2 separate regions of the Mus musculus genome follow, and region 1 is linked to region 2. The links are chromatin contacts, found by Hi-C or POLR2A ChIA-PET in ENCODE. All regions are on one chromosome and are shown on one strand. The core of a region is the stretch at or near the end of the contact, and the rest is flanking DNA. Distances in the headings are between cores, read along the strand shown.

Region 1 (4,155 bases), core at 1,165-3,664, 38 kb before region 2:
AGGCTGTCCAAGAAAGCATGAGCCCCGAGTGTAGAGACAGACCCCCATGTAAAGTGCACAGGAAGAAGGTAATAGATTAGAGCACACAGATAGCCACATAAACTCACATATACAAATAATCAAACAAATAAATACGCAAATAACCTTTTAAAACTCAAACAGAAACACAGGCATGAATTTCCAAAAAACCAATTATTTGGGAACAAAGATTAAGATTAGAAACAGGGGCATGAGTACATAAAACTGGGGTGATCCCTGATATGTTCAGTGGACAAAGAAAAAGTTGTGGGTTTTACTAAGATAGTCTCAATCACTTTGAAATGAAGGGAGATAGGGTTTTTTTGGGGGGGGGGGCACTTTTTTGCTTTAGAAAGCTGACAAGCCTCAGAAATGACTGTGTAAGCCAGTCTAACGGTCACAGCAGCTCTGGTACTTGTTACTAAGTAAAACTATTCTTAAAGGCAGGGGAGCCTTTGTCAACGGATTGGTTTAGCTCTTGCAGTAAGTGTTCATAGCTATAGTGTCTCCTGTGGAGAGGAGACTCCTTTACAATGGGATAAGCTAGGAGTGACTCCATTTTGTTAAATGAATTTTCACAATGGGGAATGGGGAAGAAAATAGGTGAGGTTAGGAGTTAAGTCTCTCTCTATCCAGCAAATTCAAACACATATTTGTTCAACAACTTTCTTCTGCCAGGCCTAGGGCAAAGTGCTTACTTAAGCTGACTAATCTATGGAAGGAAAAGAATTGCACTCCCTAGTCACCTAGAAAAGAATATAATGAAATCATGTGCCCACTCATCCATCCGTCCATCCATTCATCCACCCACCCACCCATCCATCCATCCATCCATCCATCCATCCACCTATCTATCCATCCATCCATCCATCCATCCATCCATCCATGCATACATCCACCAATCCATCCATCCATCCATCCATCCATCCATCCATCCATCCATCCACCAATCCATCCATCCATCCATCCACCAATCCATCCATCCATCCATCCATCCATCCATCCATCCATCCATCTATGCATCCACCCACCTATCCATCCATCCATCCATCCATCCATCCATCCATCCATCCATCCATTGATCCATCCATCCATCCATCCATCCATCCATCCATCCATCCATCTATGCATCCATCCATTTACCAATCCATCCATCCTTCCATCCATCCATCCACCCATCCATTCTTTCATTCAACAAGTATTTGTTCTGCACATAAACAGTACTAGGTAAAATTATAATAATGTATAGGCATAGCCTTCATGTGGTGAGAAAAATAAGCAGATAATAAGGAGAATGACCAGAAATTATAGAAGGGCCGATGAAGGGAAGGTATAAGGTGATTGGTGGTTATGGATTCAGAATGAAGAACAAACATTTGGGGTGCGTTTGAAAAGTTTGAAAGAACTGCAAACAGTTGGATTTAAACCCGCAAGTGGGGGAAGAGGTCTAGGAGGGCAATACACATTCATTATTCAGAACCATAAAACCAAAAAGAAAAGAGAAAAGGAGCACAGAGGAAAAAAATACAAAAACAAAACAAAAAACCTGTACACACATCGAGAGACTCAAACACGTACTTGTGAATAAGCAGTTGGTGGGATGTTGCACGTGCCCATGTGTTGTTAGGACCCGAACCTAGGGCAAGTACTCTAGTGCTGAGCTAAATTCCAAGCCCTTATTTTGTTTCTTTTGGTTTTTTTTTTGTTTTTTTTTTTTTCGAGACAGGGTTTCTCTGTGTAGCCCTGGCTGTCCTGGAACTCACTCTGTAGACCAGGCTGGCCTCAAACTCAGAAATCCGCCTGCCTCTGCCTCCCAAGTGCTGGGATTAAAGGTGTGCGCCACCACGCCCGACTATTTTGTTTCTTAATGTATGTACTCTTAACATGTATGTATTATGTGTGTATGCATGTGTGTGTATGTGGTATATGTCTTGTATACAAATGATAAAGCTAATACTATAAACAAACAAACAAAAGTAAATGGGCTGGTGAGATTCCTGCTCAGGTTGTAAAGATACCTGCTACCAAGTTTCACCTGAGTTCCATCTCTGGGTCGAAAGAGAGCGGCGACTCTCCCAGGCTATCCTCTGACCTCCACATACAAGTTCATGCGCATGCACACACAAACAAAATTACTTTAAAAAAATTCTTTAAAAAGTTCATTCCCACATCTGTAATCAGAGGTCAGAAAGCGGATTGCAGCGGGTTTGAGGTCAAGACTGCAGAGACTGTCTCTAAGAGGGAAGCGGGGCGGGGCATATAGCTCATTCCATACAGTGCTTGCCTTGCTTGCACAAAGATTTTAGTAGTTTTAAAACGCTTCCGCGGCGCCTTGCCTCCACCCAGACTACATTTCCCAGAATGCTGCACAAAAACCTCTCGAGCCGGAAGTTGCTCTATCGATTCCGGCGCAAAGAGCGTCTGGTAATCATGGCTGCAGTCAGAACACCGTTGTCGCTGTGGAGGTTCCAATTGGGCTCTCGGCGAGCACGGCGGGTCTGTACTCGGGCCACAGCCCAGCGCCACCCCGATGCTCTGCTCGCGACGCGGCCCCAGCCATTCGAGGTGGGGCAGCCTCGCCGCCTGCTCAGCTCCGAGGCAGGTGAGTGACCGCCAGAACTCTGCTGAGCGCCCGGGAAACTTAGAGCTTGCTCTAACGAGTGAAGGCGGCTTGTCAGACTGCGTGCGGCTTCCGTCCGTCCTTGCAGAACTTATCTAAGTCCTCATTCATTCATTCATTCAGTCACTAGTGCTTGCGTGCCGCCCCTTGCAAAGCATTACACTACATTAGCTTGGGGCATGCTGTAGGGTTGACCTGGACTCTGTTATCCCAGTGGCGATTGGCAGAGTTCTGTGATCCAGGCTACGTCGGGCATGGGGGGAGGGGGGGGCGGAAAGCACTTAGCTGCCTTTCAAACTATGTTGGACGCATAGGGATGAATCCCAGGGAAAATACGGGCAACGCTGCCACCAGGCTAACCATGCTAAGGTTAAAAGAACAAGAGGACACCATAATAAGCAGAGGTATAGAGAAGAAACTGAACGCTGGTATTTTGGGGGAACGTATTTTGGAGTTAGGATTGATAATGTCTAAGTAAGTGTCCAGGTTTTGATGGTAAGCAGTTGAATGGAGACTCGTGGCAAGCTAGAGAACATTAATGGTAGAAACAGTTTATGTGGTTGATTTTTGAGTTTGGATTGATGACTCGGTAAAATGAAAATTAAAAAACGGGAAAGGAGGCGGAATTTTGCTTGTTTTGTGTTGAAGTTGAGATGTCTTTGTTATTCCAGGGTCAGTATACAGTTAGATACAAATTGAGGCGCACTGGAGTAAAAAAACGATCACTAGAGTCGAGCAGGTGCGTGAGCTTGTCTCAAGACAGTGTAGTGCTGAGCATGTATATAGTTACTGGAGCTTGTGGGTGACCATGAGAATAAACACAGGAGTTTGGTCTTCAAAGAAACGTTCTCGTTAGTTTTGTGTCAACTTGACACAAGCCAGAGTTATCTGAATGGAAAGAAATGCCTCCATAAGATCCAGCTGTAGGACATTTTCTTACTTAGTGTTTGAGGTGGGAGGGCCCAGTCCATTGTGGGTAGTGCAATGCCTGGGCTGGTGGTGGTCCTGGATTCTATAAGAAAGCAGGGGGAGCAAACCAGTAAGCAGCACCCCTCCATGGCCTCTGCATCAGCTTCTGCCTCTGGGCAACTTGTGTTTGTGTCCCGACTTCCTTCAACGATAGACGACTACACTGTGGAAGTGTAAGCCAAACCCTTTCCTCCCCAGCTTGCTCATGGCCATGGTGACTCATTGCAGTAATAGAAACCCTAACTGGGACAGAGACTAAATCTCTCAGTGGCGGACACAGTCAAACCATGCGAGTTTTAAATGTGAAAGCTTTAAATCATCTTGCTTGCGTTTTTTAGCAGATCACTCTCAAGGAATCTTTGTGGGAATGGTTTGTAGTGAGTTCAGGAAAGAGTCAGAGAAGCCAAGGTAAGGAGCAAGCATGGCTTTGACTAAAGTAATGGCAGTGGGAGCTAGATCTAAAAAGAGACGATTACCTAGTATTCGTTTTTTGTAAAAGTGGGCTAACTGCTTTATAGGGTTGCTGTGAGAGCTGAATATTCTGAGCA
Region 2 (4,514 bases), core at 814-3,313:
GATTTCTAAATGTTTGCCCCACTAATTACTGTCACAAAATTTAACTTCTCCCTCTCATCTTTGAGTCAACAACAAGCAGGAAGTATGTTATGCCAGGAGCCATAGTGGGATCTTCAACATAACATAAGCCCCCACATCCAAGTAAGTATGTGTAAGTGTGTGGTGTGTGTATGTGTGTGTAAAATAGGATTGTTAGGATAATCCTAACAAGGTTTTCAAATTGATTTTTCAAAATGGCTAGGGATCTCTGAACTACCTAGTATATAGCTGCACATACCCCAAAGTAAAGACACCCATTTTAAAATGTGCATTACTGCAGGCAAGCGCTCCTGGAGTCATACTTACCATCCCAGTCATGAGTGTTTTAAAGATATCATACCAGGTCTTAGACGATTAAACTACTCACACTGCATCCTCAACTCCAGACTTAGTTTAAATGCCACTGCCACCATTATGCCCTTTCTGATTAGCCTAGCCAGAGGATTCTTCCCCATCCACGTACACAGCTCTTCTTGCTTGTGGAGTGGTTTATTTCTGAAGGGCAGGCTCAGTGCTTATCCAGCTCCTTCTCTCCACACCATATGTATTTGGGAATACGGGAGGAACAGGTAGTATAGATGAGGTCCACAGTCTTGCTAGAAGCCTCAGCTGCAGCGCTCATGTCAGACACATGGTAGTAAGTTTAATTAACACCCAAGGTTTGACTTGTATAACAGGGATAATAATAATATCTCTCTTAGCATTCTGAGAATTAAAATCAGAGTTCAGTTAGAGCAGAGCACGGCTTATAGTAACCACCATAAACATTACTCATAATTATCCACAGGCTGCGGTGACAATCAGCTGGTAAATGTTTAGCAAAATGCAGGACAGTGAAATGCTCCTATGGTGAGTGAGCAAATAAATAAAGTCATGTTTTGTACTTTTTACTCGAGACTTAAAATACAGCCATCTTTTAGTATCTCTGCACATGGTTCCAGTATCCTCCACCAAATCAAAACGCTCACGTTCAGTTATTTAAGTGCTTATAATTTACCCATCACTCCTGGTCATCTCTAGATTAGTTAGAACACCGATACAGGGGTCAAAGTTGTAAAGAGTCGTTGTATACTATGACAGCACATGTTCACACAACAGTTTTCCTCAAATGTCTTCCACCGAAAGCTGGTTCAATGTGTGGGTATGGAACTCACAAACATTGAAGAAGGAAAGTCAATTTTTAATTGACTATTAAAAATATGTCTCAAAACTAAGTTAGGCAGATCTCAGGGCCTTCCCCAAAAAGGTCATCCTCTGTGTGCACAGAAGGCCCAATCAACATCAACTAGAAAACGACGAGCTGGGCTGCCATAGCATTTGAAATTTCACCTCTGGCTCCATATACATTTAACTTTGTTTAGTTCTGGTTTTCCTCTGCTTAAGTTTGCAATGTGGTGCCTGCACACTACCAAACACCTCACGCAACCTGGAAGGTGGGTTAGCAAGCACCACCCTCAATGACAGAATAAAGTGACTTGGTCAAAGTTGCCTTTGGCATCCGAGTCCTGACTCTAGCATTTACTTGCACTACCGGACCCGGTGCAGACTGCAAGGGCACTGACAGGCGCCCTGACCGCCCTGAGAGTCGGGGGCGCCGCTCCTTCGCGGGTACCCAGTTACACTACTGTGTCACCACGGCAGCCTCCCGGTCTGGCCTTCTTCCTCCCAGGACGCCAACGGGACAGGAGGACCCCGTCAGGCCGCAGCAGTAGCAGCGCAGACCGCTTCTAGCTACTGCTCCTAGCCAAGAAGCCCCGGGAACCCGCCGCAGCCGGTGGGCTCCACTCTCTGTCCCCTGAGGCCCGACTTACCATGGCTCCGACTGTCCGAGCGAGCCCCTGCCCGTCACAGGCTCAAGGCGACACACTCAGGAACCCACCGACCCGTGGACCGGCCAACCCACTGACGTGGAACTTCCGGGAAGCGACTCTCGCGGTACTCGGAGCCAGGCTCTGCGCCTGCGCACACCCTCCGTAAGGCGGTCCGTGCATGGTCCCGCCCCAGTTTCCTAGGTAACGCGGACTTCCGCGTCTCCCGCTGCTGAGCTGGCTGATGGAGTGTATTGCTGTGGCCAGAGTTGGGCGGTGACTAGCGGCGGTCTGGGCTGCTCACCTTCGGTCAGTTTCAGAAAGGCAAGAAGATGGAGCGCAGTGCTGGATTCCTGCTGAACGTCGGCAGCAGTGGAGGGGCCCGGAAGCGCTATCCGAACAGCGTGAGCCTCTGGCAGAGAAAAGAAAGCTCTAAAACTGTGTACTCCAGCGGGCTCCGGAACGGGGCCCAGAGCGGTGTCTGGGTCTTGGGTGAAACCGACCGAGGCGGAAAAGATGTGGGCGCGGCTCCCGCCTTTGAGGCTCCGAGGAGCCCTGAGATCTTGGTTCTGGAGGCTCCCGGAGGCAGTCGGGTGATTACCCTTCAAAGAGCATCCACCGGGTCGTTTGTTTGGCTATGTACCTTCAGTTGGTGGTACTGCCACATCACGTAGGAGTCGTCTCCGTTTTATTGATTGGAAATGTAAGACTCAAAGAACTCAGGTTTACTGGCCAAGATGGCATAGTAAGTAGTGTTGTTAAGATCTGGGCTCAGGGGAGAATACGCCCTGGAAGCCCAGTGCTCTATCTGCTATGCCAAAATAGCTCTTTAATAAATTAGTTGAATTTCAAAAAAATGATTGCCAGGAAAAGTGCAAATACATTGTGTATCGATTTCACACACCTTTTAAAAAGATAATGCTATGAAACAAATGGAAGTTGCCCTTAGCTCCTTATAAACCTCTAGTTGGAGAAAAGCCTAGGTTTCCAGAAAGGAATTGTATAGCCTGAGAGAAGTAAGGGTGAGTTTTCATTAGGTAGTGCCTGGCTCTTGGGAGATTTATAGGCCTCAGTTTTTCATATACAAAAAGTCAGATAGTTTTCAAAGATCCATTTTTACTATTCTGTCAGTAAAAACAAATTTTCTCTCAGTAATGAGATTTTTACATAATTGACATGAATAATCACATAATCGCATACTGTAGCGCAACCAATTGCAAGAATTAGTTGAAACTTTTTAAAATGTGAACTATATCTAGTGTGGAGAATAGCTGGGCTTCTATTATTTTTGATTCCTTAATTCTCTTTGCATTTTTAATTTGACACAGTATCAATAAATATAAAATAAAATAACATCTCCATTCCACAGAACCTGTTGATAATACTTAAATCTATATAACACCTGTAGTTTACCTGCTGGAGAGTTAAGCCCCCACCTGCCGTGCTCATTTTGTGTCTCCATCTTTTGCTGCTGCAGGTCAGCAACATCAAGTTCTGCAATAGTGACTATGATCAGCTCTTAGCCAGGCCATAGCGTACCCATGTAACCACAAACCTTGAAGATCTGCGAGTTCAATACCAGTTTCTGCAAGACTCTCTCTCTCTCTTTTAATCTTTTAAAACTTATGTACTGAATTTCGGCTATATGAAAAGTTATGCTAGGTACTATCTTAAGAGAATACCTCTAAAACTCTGGACTTGGGTTTTAATTGTAAGAAATTTCAAGAAAATAATCAAATACATAAACACACACACACATAACTCTTAAGTGTTCAATTGTGGGCTTAAAACAAAATCTCTTGTTTACTCTGGCTTAGAGGCATGTGGAAGGTTGGGAAAATAGCTCTGGGGAAGAAAAGAACTATGGTCAAGCTTAGCAAATTGGTAGAGGGTTTCCCAAGGGGTTGATTGCTATTGATAACAAGCTTAAAGTCTTAGCTGGTCAATCTCTAGGACGGCTGCTTCATCCCAAGTGGGCATCCCTTCCAGCATCGATTTAGCAGTACCGTGTGTACACCCCAGCCCCACCCCCATCTGTTCTAGTTTGACTTCAGTGGCTGTGATAAAACACTGAGCAAAACCAGCCTGGGAGGAAAGGCTTTCTTTTACCCTAGAAGATGCAGTCGGTAACTGAGGAAAGCTAAGGCAGGAGCTGCAGACAGGACCAGGCTTGAACCTGGGAGGGAAGAGTAGGAGCAGAGTCCACAGAGAAGTGCTGCTTTCTGGCTTGTTCTCCATGGTTTGCTGGGTTCCCAGGGTGGCACAGCCAACAGTGGGCTGGGCCCACACATGTCAATCATTAAGAAAAGACACCCAGACTTGCCTCCAGGCCAGTCTGATAGAGGGATTGTCTCCACTGAGATTCCCAGATGACTTGAACTTGTGACAAGTTAACAAAAAGTTAACTAGTCCACATCATATTTCCACTTCCTTCTAAGAGGCTGCGACAATGAAAATTCTTCAAGGAAACGATGTTTTGTTTGTTTTTGTTGTTGTTGAATACATATATATCAGCTTAGCAGAGAAATAGCATGAAGAAGCAGCTAGCTGCTCCCCTGGAAGGGCTACAGTCTATAAGGAGGAAAGATCAGTTAGGCAGGAAACATTGCATACTGGGCAGAATATGACTAACCTTAGGGAAAAGCAAGAACAGAAGAAAATGCCCAG

Evidence for each region. A loop is a pair of places that touch in the nucleus more often than their neighbours do. ChIA-PET counts read pairs that join two places held with the same protein, here RNA polymerase II (POLR2A).
Region 1: a map of heart shows a loop between it and region 2 (8-fold over the local background). The contact joins the promoter of Mrps22 here to the promoter of 4930579K19Rik in region 2. A Hi-C loop is called at or near these places in 7 of 37 maps with a recorded cell type or tissue (gastrocnemius and heart). POLR2A ChIA-PET finds 5 or more read pairs at or near these places in 3 of 5 experiments (Patski and embryonic stem cell).

Annotation. Positions count from the first base shown.
Region 1 is chr9:98,599,938-98,604,092 of GRCm38, reverse strand. Mrps22 (mitochondrial ribosomal protein S22) reads left to right here and starts at 2,414. Exons shown (of 8, transcript NM_025485.3): 1 at 2,414-2,620. The coding sequence starts at 2,449.
Region 2 is chr9:98,561,160-98,565,673 of GRCm38, reverse strand. 4930579K19Rik (RIKEN cDNA 4930579K19 gene) reads left to right here and starts at 2,063. Exons shown (of 1, transcript NR_029444.1): 1 at 2,063-3,214. Copb2 (coatomer protein complex, subunit beta 2 (beta prime)) reads right to left here and starts at 1,943. Exons shown (of 22, transcript NM_015827.2): 1 at 1,851-1,943. The coding sequence starts at 1,853.